Regions from separate parts of the Homo sapiens genome. Here region 1 is linked to region 2. The links are chromatin contacts, found by Hi-C or POLR2A ChIA-PET in ENCODE. All regions are on one chromosome and are shown on one strand. The core of a region is the stretch at or near the end of the contact, and the rest is flanking DNA. Distances in the headings are between cores, read along the strand shown. Region 1 holds the start of EDRF1 (erythroid differentiation regulatory factor 1). Region 2 overlaps SEC23IP (SEC23 interacting protein).

Region 1 (5,346 bases), core at 2,449-4,948, 5.8 Mb after region 2:
TGCCTCCGGCTTTGTTCTTTTGGCTTAGGATTGACTTGGCAATGCGGGCTCTTTTTTGGTTCCATATGAACTTCAAAGTAGTTTTTTCCAATTCTGTGAAGAAAGTCATTGGTAGCTTGATGGGGATGGCATTGAATCTGTAAATTACCTTGGGCAGTATGGCCATTTTCACGATATTGATTCTTCCTACCCATGAGCATGGAATGTTCTTCCATTTCTTTGTATCCTCTTTTATTTCATTGAGCAGTGGTTTGTAGTTCTCCTTGAAGAGGTCCTTCACGTCCCTTGTAAGTTGGATTCCTAGGTATTTTATTCTCTTTGAAGCAATTGTGAATGGGAGTTCACTCATGATTTGGCTCTCTATTTGTCTGTTATTGGTGTACAAGAATGCTTGTGATTTTTGTACATTGATTTTGTATCCTGAGACTTTGCTGAAGTTGCTTATCAGCTTAAGGAGATTTGGGGCTGAGACAATGGGGTTTTCTAGATATACAATCATGTCATCTGCAAACAGGGACAATTTGACTTCCTCTTTTCCTAATTAAATACCCTTTATTTCCTTCTCCTGACTAATTGCCCTGGCCAGAACTTCCAACACTATGTTGAATAGGAGTGGTGAGAGAGGGCATCCCTGTCTTGTGCCAGTTTTCAAAGGGAATGCTTCCAGTTTTTGCCCATTCAGTATGATATTGGCTGTGGGTTTGTCATAGATAGCTCTTATTATTTTGAGATACAGCCCATCAATACCTAATTTATTGAGAGTTTTTAGCATGAAGAGTTGTTGAATTTTGTCAAAGGACTTTTCTGCATCTATTGAGATAATCATGTGGTTTTTGTCTTTGGTTCTGTTTAAATAACTAAAATCAGAGCAGAACAGAAGGAAATAGAGACACAAAAAACCCTTCAAAAAATTAATGAATCCAGGAGCTGGTTTTTTGAAAGGACCAACAAAACTGATAGACTGCTAGCAAGACTAATAAAGAAGAAAAGAGAGAAGAATCAAATAGATGCAATAAAAAATGATAAAGGGGATATCACCACCGATCCCACAGAAATACAAACTACCATCAGAGAATACTACAAACACCTCTATGCAAATAAACTAGAAAATCTAGAAGAAATGGATAAATTCCTCGACACATACACCCTCCCAAGACTAAACTAGGAAGAAGTTGAATCTCTGAATAGACCTATAACAGGCTCTGAAATTGTGGCAATAATCAATAGCTTACCAACCAAAAAGAGTCCAGGACCAGATGGATTCACAGCCGAATTCTACCAGAGGTACAAGGAAGAACTGGTACCATTCCTTCTGAAACTATTCCAATCAATAGAAAAAGAGGGAATCCTCCCAACTCATTTTATGAGGCCAGCATCATCCTGATACCAGAGCCGGGCAGAGGCACAACCAAAAAAGAGAATTTTAGACCAATATCCTTGATGAACATTGATGCAAAAATCCTCAATAAAATACTGGCAAACCGAATCCAGCAGCACATCAAAAAGCTTATCCACCATGATCAAGTGGGCTTCATCCCTGGGATGCAAGGCTAGTTCAATATATGCAAATCAATAAATGTAAAGAATAAATTTTAAATCACTTCATTTTACGGCTCAGAGGTCTGTTTTGTGGACACAGAGACAGAAATGGAGACGTTTTTAAAATTAAGATCATATTGCACATTGGCTTTTTTTTTTTTATACGGAGTCTCGCTCTGCTGCCCAGGCTGGAGTGCAGTGGTGCAATCTCGGCTCACTGCCAGCTCCGTCTCCTGGGTTCACACCATTCTCCCGCCTCAGGCTCCTGAGTAGCTGGGACTACAGGTGCCTGCCACCAAACCTGGCTAATTTTGTTTTTGTATTTTTAGTAGAGACGGGGTTTCACCGTGTTAGCCAGGATGGTCTCGATCTCCTGACCTCGTGATCCACCCGCATCTGCCTCCCAAAGTGCTGGGATTACAGGCGTGAGCCACCGCGCTAGGCTGCATATTGGCTTTTTAAAATTTCACTTATCACTTAACATTATATGATATGCAATTTAAATGTTCTTAAATATTCCTGAAAAACAAGTTTATGGTTGCACAGGGTTTATTTTCTACCAAAACCAAATTTGACTATCCTCCTCCTAGTGTTAGATATTATGTTCAACTTTTCACCATAAAAAACAATGCATAACTTGCAAAAACCAAAAAAGAATTATTGGCTGCAATATTCAAATGAAATGATAAAAATCAAAATCAATACATGTTGAAGTAAATGTCTACAAAATACACTATTATATCAAATTAACTGTTAAATTTAATTCACTATTATTATTTTTTTAAGACAGAGTCTCACTATCGCCCAGGCTGGAGCGCAGTGTTGCCATCTCTGCTCACTGCAACCTCTGCCTCCCAGGTTCAAGCGATTCTCCTGCCTCAGCCTCCCTAGTAGCTGGGATTACAGGCGCCCACCACCACATCTGGCTAATTTTTGTATTTTTAGTAGAGATGGGGTTTCACCCTGTTCGTCAGGCTGGTCTCGATCTCCTGACCTCAGGCAATCTGCCCACCTCGGCCTCCCAAAGTGCAGGGATTAAAGGCGTGAGCCACCGCGCCCGGCCTGTTAAATTTAATTCATAAAATTGTTTTGTTACATTTGAAAGCAATTTGTGAGTTGAATGCTTACTCATCAGGAGCATTCCTGAAAACGGACAGGACAGTGAGTTGTAAGAGCCAAACGTGAATTACAAATTGAGACAGCCAAATTGCAAGAGCCAAGTTAATTTTTAAAAACACTTTCTGTATCTTACGGCACAACAAAACACTTTTACTACAAAACATGTATTGTATAACGGATGTGGCTGCGTTTGACAGTTTGAGATGACACTGAGGAGTGTGAAAGAGAGCCTGGACCTTCAAAGCTTGCAAACGGCCCGGGCTATTTCTCCACCTCTTCGCTACTCAAAGCGCTGGCATCGTTTCCTGGGAACCTGTGAGAAATGCCGAGTCTCGGACCCATCCAGAGCGCCCGAATGGAAACCTAGGCGTTACGAGGCCCCAGGTTCAGCGTCTCACGGGTCCTGCACCACCTGGGACGCCCCGCAAGCAGCGGGCATGCCGGGCCCCCAGAAGACTCCGAAAGCCACCCATTCCCTAAACGGGGAGGGCCTCGTCCGCGCGTCCCAGCGCCCTCCCCGGAAGCCCCGCCGCTCCCACACCCAGGATGGGGCCACATGGGCACTAAAAGGCGGGCAGGAGCGCCCAGTCTCGAGATGGCTGGCTCGCCTTTCCAGTCCGGGCCCTCGGGGTGCCCGTGTGAAAAGATGTGACACTGAAGCCTGGGGAAGAAGTTTGAACCTCTCACTAATTCACGTAACGGGAGCCGCCGGCAGCGCTGACGGCTGCACCTCCCCTCCCACGCGGACACTACCTGCAGGATCGGACGACCCCCAGAACTGTTTGCCAACAAAGACATGCAGGGGGCGGAGCCTGAGCGTCAGATACCGTGAGCGGCGTGCAGAGGGCGGAGCCTAGGAGTCAGATACCGCGAGAAGTAGTCTCCCGAAGAGGTTCGGACAAGCGCAGGCGCACTACAATTCCCGCCCTGGCCGCGAAGGTGGCACCCGCAGCGGGAGGCGGGGCCGGGCCTTCGGGACAAAGATCGCGAGATTTAATGGCGAGTCACAGCTACTTCTTCCTGGCAGAGACCGGAAGTGCGGTCCGCGGAGCGTCTCTGGCGCTTACCCTGCTTTGGGCCTGCGTTGCTGCTGCTGCTCCTCCGCTCCCCCGTCGTATCGCCTGCCCTGGATCGAAGTGATGGGGGATGCCAAGGAGGCCGGAGCCGAGGGTCCGCCGGCCGGGGCCGCCGCTCGAGGAGGGCTCAGCCTCCTGTCCCAGGGAGAATCCGAGGAATCTTCTGCACAGGTGAGTCCTCCGCGGAGGGGGACCTGCCAGGGATGTGGGAGCGGAGGACCCGCTCCACCGGGGAGGGATGCCACGGTTCCCGGCAGATTCTGGAGGCTTCTCCATGTTTCCCTGACACCCCCAAAACAGGGAGTTGAAGTCCATGCTCCAGTCGGCAGGTATTCGTATTAAAAGCAGTTCTGGTAGCCGACAGGTGAATTAGATACGATCTTTCCTCTCAAGGAGGGTACATGTAAATATGTCGTTCCAAAACGTGGCACAGTCGTGCAAAGCAGGAGGGAAGAAACGGTGCCAGGTAGTGACTCGCCGAGAATGAGACCGAACTAATTCACAAAGGGTGTAAAATGTTTGCCATGCAGAAGAGGTACTGCGTGAAAGGTTAGAATATTGAACCCAGACGCCGAACTTGCTTTGGGAGTGTGCAAGTGCAGGCTGTGAGGAACGAACCCCCAATGCCTTTCTATGAAGTTAGAGACTCAAGAGTATTTGAACCATGCATGCATGCATGAACCGATGCATCGATTACTAAATATTTGCATTAAAACAAAAAGCCCAAATGTTCTACCAGACTATTTTATGAATGATGTGTTATTAAAATTAAAATACATCTTTGGCCGGGCGCGGTGGCTCACGCCTGTAATCCTAGCACTTTGGGAGGCCGAGGTGGGTGGATCACCTGAGGTCGGGGAGTTCGAGACCAGCCTGGCCAACATGGCAAAACCCTGTCTCTACTAAAAATACAAAAATTAGCCGGACGTGGTAGTGCACGCCTGTAATTCCAGCTACTAGGGAGGCTGAGGCAGGAGAATGGCGTAAACCCCAGAAGCCGAGGTTGCAGTGAGCCATGATTGCTCCACTGCACCCTAGCCTGGGCGACAAAGCAAGACTGCGTCTCAAAAAAAAAAAAAAAAAGAATTAAAATACATCTTTAATACTGAAAATAGGCTTTACTAAAGTTTGCATCTAGTTAACATGATACCATTGAGTCTCCTTGGTTTCTGCTTCTCCACTTTACATGAATACATTTTAAAAGAGATGTGGGTGGTCCATTTTCTAGCTGATAACCATAACCATCATACTCCTTGACTCATCTTTTTTCTTTGAAGTTGGTGTAAAAGAACTAAGTAAATGTTACCATTTATGCTCAAATTTATTAAGTGCTGTTAGTAACATGTGGCATACGTTCCTTGTGAAGCCTGGTGTGACAGGTTCTTGTTTTCTTTTTATAAAGGTGAGATTTTTCGTTCTTAGTAATTTTCATTAAAGTTTCACCCAATGTGTTAATTAGGGATCAGCTTTATTTCTTGGAGGCAATGAAGTGAAGAGCCGAGCTGTGGTGAAATACTCTTCTGCCCCTCCTCGAACAGCATTTGCACGCCTTGAAGAGAAAACAGACTTGAAACTCCCACCTGCCAACTGGTTACGAGAGAGTGCCAAACTA
Region 2 (5,229 bases), core at 1,156-3,655:
ACCACACTCGGCTAATTTGTGTATTTTTAGTAAAGACGGGGTTTCGCCATGTTGGCCTGGTTGGTCTTGAACTCCTGACCTCAAGTGATCCACCCACTTCAGCCTCCCAAAGTGCTGGGATTACAGGTGTGAGCCACCGCATCTGGCCTATCTTGATTTATTTATAATGACTATCTACAGAAACAACTCATAGTCTGTGGGGTTTTCTTAGTGTATTTTCAGGAGTCAAAAATCTAAACTTTAAAAAAATCTGTAAATTTAAGGTAGATGCTGACTGAATGTGCTGTATTTTTCTTTTTAAACAGGAATATTAAGAAAATCACTTTGCCAAGTATTGGTCGATTTCGTCACTTTACCAATGAAACTTTGCTAGATATTTTATTTTATAACAGCCCCACCTACTGTCAGACAATTGTGGAAAAAGTAGGAATGGAGATAAACCATCTGCATGCACTCTTTATGAGTCGGAACCCAGACTTCAAAGGAGGTGTCTCTGTTGCTGGTCACAGTTTAGGTAAAACTGTCAAATATTCACATTTTAAATACAATTTTTGTTGAGTCATAACTGCTTTCAGTGTAGGTGATATTGTTAGTGCAAAATTAAGAATTACAGATTTTAAGTTTCAGAAAAGGTAGAAATGAATGCTCTGAGTTTAGATTCTGCCTTTTCTATATTCACCTCTAGTATTACCTAGGGAATGCTATGTATTTTACTTTATTCTGCTGTTTGATAAAATAATTAATTATCAGGTCTTGAATAACATGTAACTTCTGTATGACTTTTGACTATAGACAGTGAAAAAAGAATTAGTGTTATAAAAGTACCTACTACATTATAAGGCAAAATGTTTCTTTTTCATAGGTTCTTTAATATTGTTTGACATCCTGTCTAATCAAAAAGATTTGAATTTATCAAAGTGCCCTGGACCTCTTGCTGTTGCTAATGGAGTTGTGAAGCAGCTACATTTTCAGGAAAAGCAGGTACGTCTGTACGTGGCCAATTAACATTTCGATTTAGAGTCTATGGAGCTGAACAATTTTCAAAAGTCTGAACTGTTTCTTGAAACTTTTGTTTGTTTGTTTGTTTGTTTGTTTGTTTTAACTGAGCCTCATTGGTTGCTTGGGCTAGTCTTGAGTTCCCTCCTGGCCTCAAGCGATCCTCCTGCCTTGGCTTCCCAAAGTGCTGGCATCAATAACTCTTCAGAGAATCCCCAAATTCAGAGTACAGTTATAGGCCCAAATATAATAGCTTCCGTGTCCAGCCCTGAAACTGGTTTTACATATTAAAGTACACCGAGGTTTAGAAATGGAATGGAATCATATAGCTCATTATTTGAGTTTCTCACTCTTCTTCTTTATGGGTTATAAATTTAAATGTGAAAGTTTGTGATTTTTAAAAATGTAAATTATAGGAAATGGAGACTTGAGTGATTTATTAAATTTATATACTTTTCAGAATATTCAATTTTTTTTTTTTTTTGAGGCGGAGTTTCACTTTTGTCACCCAGGTTAGAGTGCAATGGTGTGATCTCGGCTCACTGCAACCTCCGCCTTTCGGTTTCAAGCGATTCTCCTGCCTCAGCCTCCCGAGTAGTTGGGATTACAGGCGCCTGCCACCAAGCTGAGCTAATTTTTGTGTTTTTAGTAGAGACAGGGTTTCATCATGTTGGCCAGGCTGGTCTTCAACTCCTGACCTCAGGTGATGCACCTGCCTCAGCCTCCCAAAGTGCTGGGATTACAGGCGTGAGCCACTGGGCCTGGCCAGAATATTCAAACTTTGAATGGCAAAGTACTGTGCCTAAAATTATGATTTCTGTGTAAAGCAAAATTGTTTGAGAGTTTTCGTAGATCAGCAGTCATTATATGGGAGTTTTTCTGAGCTTGTAATGTTTTTCATACTTTTTTTTTTAAAGATGCCTGAAGAGCCAAAGCTGACTTTGGATGAGTCGTATGACCTTGTTGTTGAAAATAAAGAAGTCCTAACTTTGCAAGAAACTCTGGAAGCACTTAGCCTCTCTGAATATTTTAGCACTTTTGAAAAGGAAAAGATTGATATGGAGTCCCTGGTACTGATCATAGTTTGCTTCATTTTGTTTGAAATTGTTTTTCTTGTGTAGATTGAAAATTAAGAATAAACATTTTCGTATCAAAATACACTCCAGAGTAGACAAAGACTGAAATGTTTTAAAAAATTGAAAAACACAGAAGAATATTTTTTTATAATCTGAAAGGCTTTTCTGAGTATGATGCAAAATCCAGAAGCCATCAAAGAAAAAAATTGTATAACAGTAGACACCATAAACAACATCTAAAGGCCAGTGATACATTTGCAACACACATTATAGACAGAGGGCTTACTTCATTGATTTTCAAAGCTTCTACAAATCAGTTACAGAAAGACCATCACATCAGTGTGATATGTAAATAGGCAAAGAATATAAACATGATTTACAGAAAAGGAAATAACAAATGGTGTCTTCGCATATGAAAACTCATAAGAGAAATGGAAATTGAAAGTACAATGGGATTTTTTTTAACTTACCAGTTTGAAAAAATAGGAAGTTTGAAAATATGCTATGTGGCCAGGGTGAAGGGAACTAGGCATTGTTATATATTGTTGGTCAGACTGTAAAATATTACAAACTCTTTGGAAGGCAGTTTGGCAATATCTTTAAGAATATAAAAATTACCCTTTGCTTCATCAGTTTCATTGCCAGGAATATTTCCTATAGAGAAATATTCAAACAAGAATTATCTACAAGGATACTCACAGCAGTGTTTGCAAGGTAACAAAACATTAGAGACACCATTGGTGTTGAGGAGTAGGGTGCTAGTGAAATCATTTATGGTGCATCCGCATAACGGAGTACCCTACAGCTGTTGAATGAATGATGCAGTGTCAGAGATACCCGTCTCTAAGGTACATTTACATGAAGAGAGCAGAGTTCATTACTGTGTGCATAGTAGAGCACACACACAGAGAAAAACATGTAAGTGCTATGCATACATAAGACATCGCTTCAAAGAGAGCAAGTTTCCACAGTTGCGCTGAGAGGAGAATTCTATGTTTGGGACAGCAGTGGGAGGAAGATATTTCATCGTATGCTTGACTATAGCTTTGGAATTTTGTATACCATATGTGTATTTTCTGTTAATTAATAGAATGATTTAGGTGTGGAAGCCTAAGATTTTATAGCCTAAACTGATGCATGATTTAAATACAAAATAACTAACTTGTAAAAAGTTGAGTGGCTCTTAGATTGCTTTAGATGATGTGGTTTCTTTATAATTTTCATATTCTCATTTCAGTTCTTCTATCACTAGATTGATTAATGTGCTTGTCTGTTTCCTTTTAAAGCTTATGTGTACAGTTGATGACCTGAAGGAAATGGGGATACCCCTTGGACCCAGAAAGAAGATAGCTAACTTTGTAGAACATAAAGCAGCCAAACTGGTAAAGTTCACCTCTGACTCAAGAAAAACTAAAACTCATGGTGTGACCAGCTCGTTTATATTATAGAAAATTTTAATACTACTATGGTTAGGTAAGCTAGTTTGCTCCCTACCTAGGGCACAGTAATGGAGCTGATGGAAACCCAGACTTAGGAGTCAGAGTTGGGCTTAAGTCCACATTAGGCTAAGTGACCATCCTGGTTTTCCTGGGACTAAGTTCCTAGGATGAAGGGCTTTCAGTTTTAAAATGGATATTTAAGGTTTTCCTGGTGCAAACAGTGGTTAAGTTCTGACAAATAAATTCTCAGCTCAACTGCTCATTAACTGCGTATTAATGAGCAATTTGTATTTGGTTTTATTCATTTGTTTATTTTGAGATGGGATCTTGCTGTGTTTCCCACTGCTGGTCTCAAACTCCTGGGCTCAAGCTATCCTCCCGCCTCAGCCTTCTGATCATGAGTGATTTTCTTAATTTTTCTGATCCTTTGTTTTCTTCATTTCTAAAATGGAATAATACCTTCCTTACAGGATTGGAGTAAGCATGAAATAATGCATGCAAAGCTTAGCACCAAGTAATAGCTCACTTTCTTCCCAGTCCTTACCATCTAAAGAGATGAGGAAAAACATACACACTGAAGTCTTAAACACTAAACAGCAAAAATTGTTAACAATACAAAACAAGGCAACAGCTAAAAAGCATTTAAAACTAGAACAACTGGAAAATATACTTGTTTTATTAATTTTAATTTATTGATCAAATTAATTTTACAGAGGTTTTCTAATTAGAAAAATTAGATGACTCTTAGGGTGGCCGTCTTATTTGTATTGTTATTAACATGCTCTTTGATGATCCTTCCATCTTTTGAATTTCTATGGTTCTATTATTTTACTACCTGTTTGGAACTTAACCTACATCATTTCTTTATATGGGAAATGACTATAAAGTCATAGGACTGATTTTTTTTTTAATGGTTAGCTTAAGGAATTGAGTCTTCTCAGCATTTTATTGAATAGCAGCTACCTCTTTTGAGTCAGGCACTGTGTTCAATTCTTGGGAGCCGGAGATTAACCAAGAGTGTGCTGTCTAGTTGCGGGGAGCACGTTGAGCTCAAATGACAACATACCAGCCCCATAATAGCGTGCTGTGTGTGCTGTCCTGAGGCAGATGAGAGGTGGCAGTTCTGGCTTGTTGAGACAAGCATGGGGTTGGTGAGAGAAGACTTCTCCAAGGTGATGGTGCTTGAGCTTGAAGGAGGGGTAAGGTCAGGGGAGATGGCCTTCTGGAATCTGGCATGTGTTTTCCTGTAGCATCAGGGAAGCTGGAAACTGGGAAGGGCAGAGGGTTCCAAAGGCCCAGGTGGCAGGTGTGGAGGCTTGGATTTTCTCTTGTAAGGGAGTGGTTTTCAAACATGTTCTTATGGCCATGAAAGTCATGGTGTTTTTAAACATTACAAAATGCTGACCTGCTTATTCTATCACAAGTTATGATTTAGCACCAAATCATCTGTGTAGTCTAAATTTTAATTTTAACTTTTGGACTGTGGAGAGTTTGCTTGGTCACAGTGCACAGATGAAGTTGGAAAGGCGTGAAGTGGAGGCGGCTGCAATCTTACATAGTAGTAATTGTAATTGTACAGTGACTGAAAGAGAGATGATAGGGGTATAAGGTAGGAGGTGGAGAGGAAGGGAGCAACTCAAAAGACATTTTAGACATAGACAAGCAGTATTTGATTAAGTGCTGAGAAAGGTTATTAGTTTTGGCAGTTAAGAGGTATC

Evidence for each region. Hi-C counts contacts between places; a loop is a spot of excess contacts on that map. ChIA-PET counts read pairs that join two places held with the same protein, here RNA polymerase II (POLR2A). Pooled maps may share reads with other maps.
Region 1: a map of psoas muscle shows a loop between it and region 2 (9-fold over the local background). The contact joins the promoter of EDRF1 here to the enhancer-like site in region 2. A Hi-C loop is called at or near these places in 1 of 168 maps with a recorded cell type or tissue (psoas muscle) and 4 of 50 pooled maps. POLR2A ChIA-PET finds 5 or more read pairs at or near these places in 1 of 52 experiments (CD4-positive, alpha-beta T cell).

Annotation. Positions count from the first base shown.
Region 1 is chr10:125,716,011-125,721,356 of GRCh38, forward strand. It overlaps EDRF1 (erythroid differentiation regulatory factor 1), which reads left to right and starts at 3,699. Exons shown (of 25, transcript NM_001202438.2): 1 at 3,699-3,905; 2 at 5,194-5,346. The coding sequence starts at 3,798. EDRF1-DT (EDRF1 divergent transcript) reads right to left here and starts at 3,483. Exons shown (of 5, transcript NR_033847.1): 1 at 3,412-3,483. RefSeq lists enhancers at 2,815-2,924, 3,405-3,484, 3,600-4,582.
Region 2 is chr10:119,917,531-119,922,759 of GRCh38, forward strand. It overlaps SEC23IP (SEC23 interacting protein), which reads left to right. Exons shown (of 19, transcript NM_007190.4): 9 at 306-514; 10 at 863-981; 11 at 1,914-2,066; 12 at 3,359-3,454. Among named protein-coding and RNA genes, the nearest start is that of SEC23IP, 27 kb to the left of the region's middle. RefSeq lists an enhancer at 4,295-4,464. Within about 2 kb of position 2,406, at least 2 of the 41 ENCODE cell types and tissues checked have a DNase peak (open chromatin) inside an H3K27ac peak, as active enhancers do.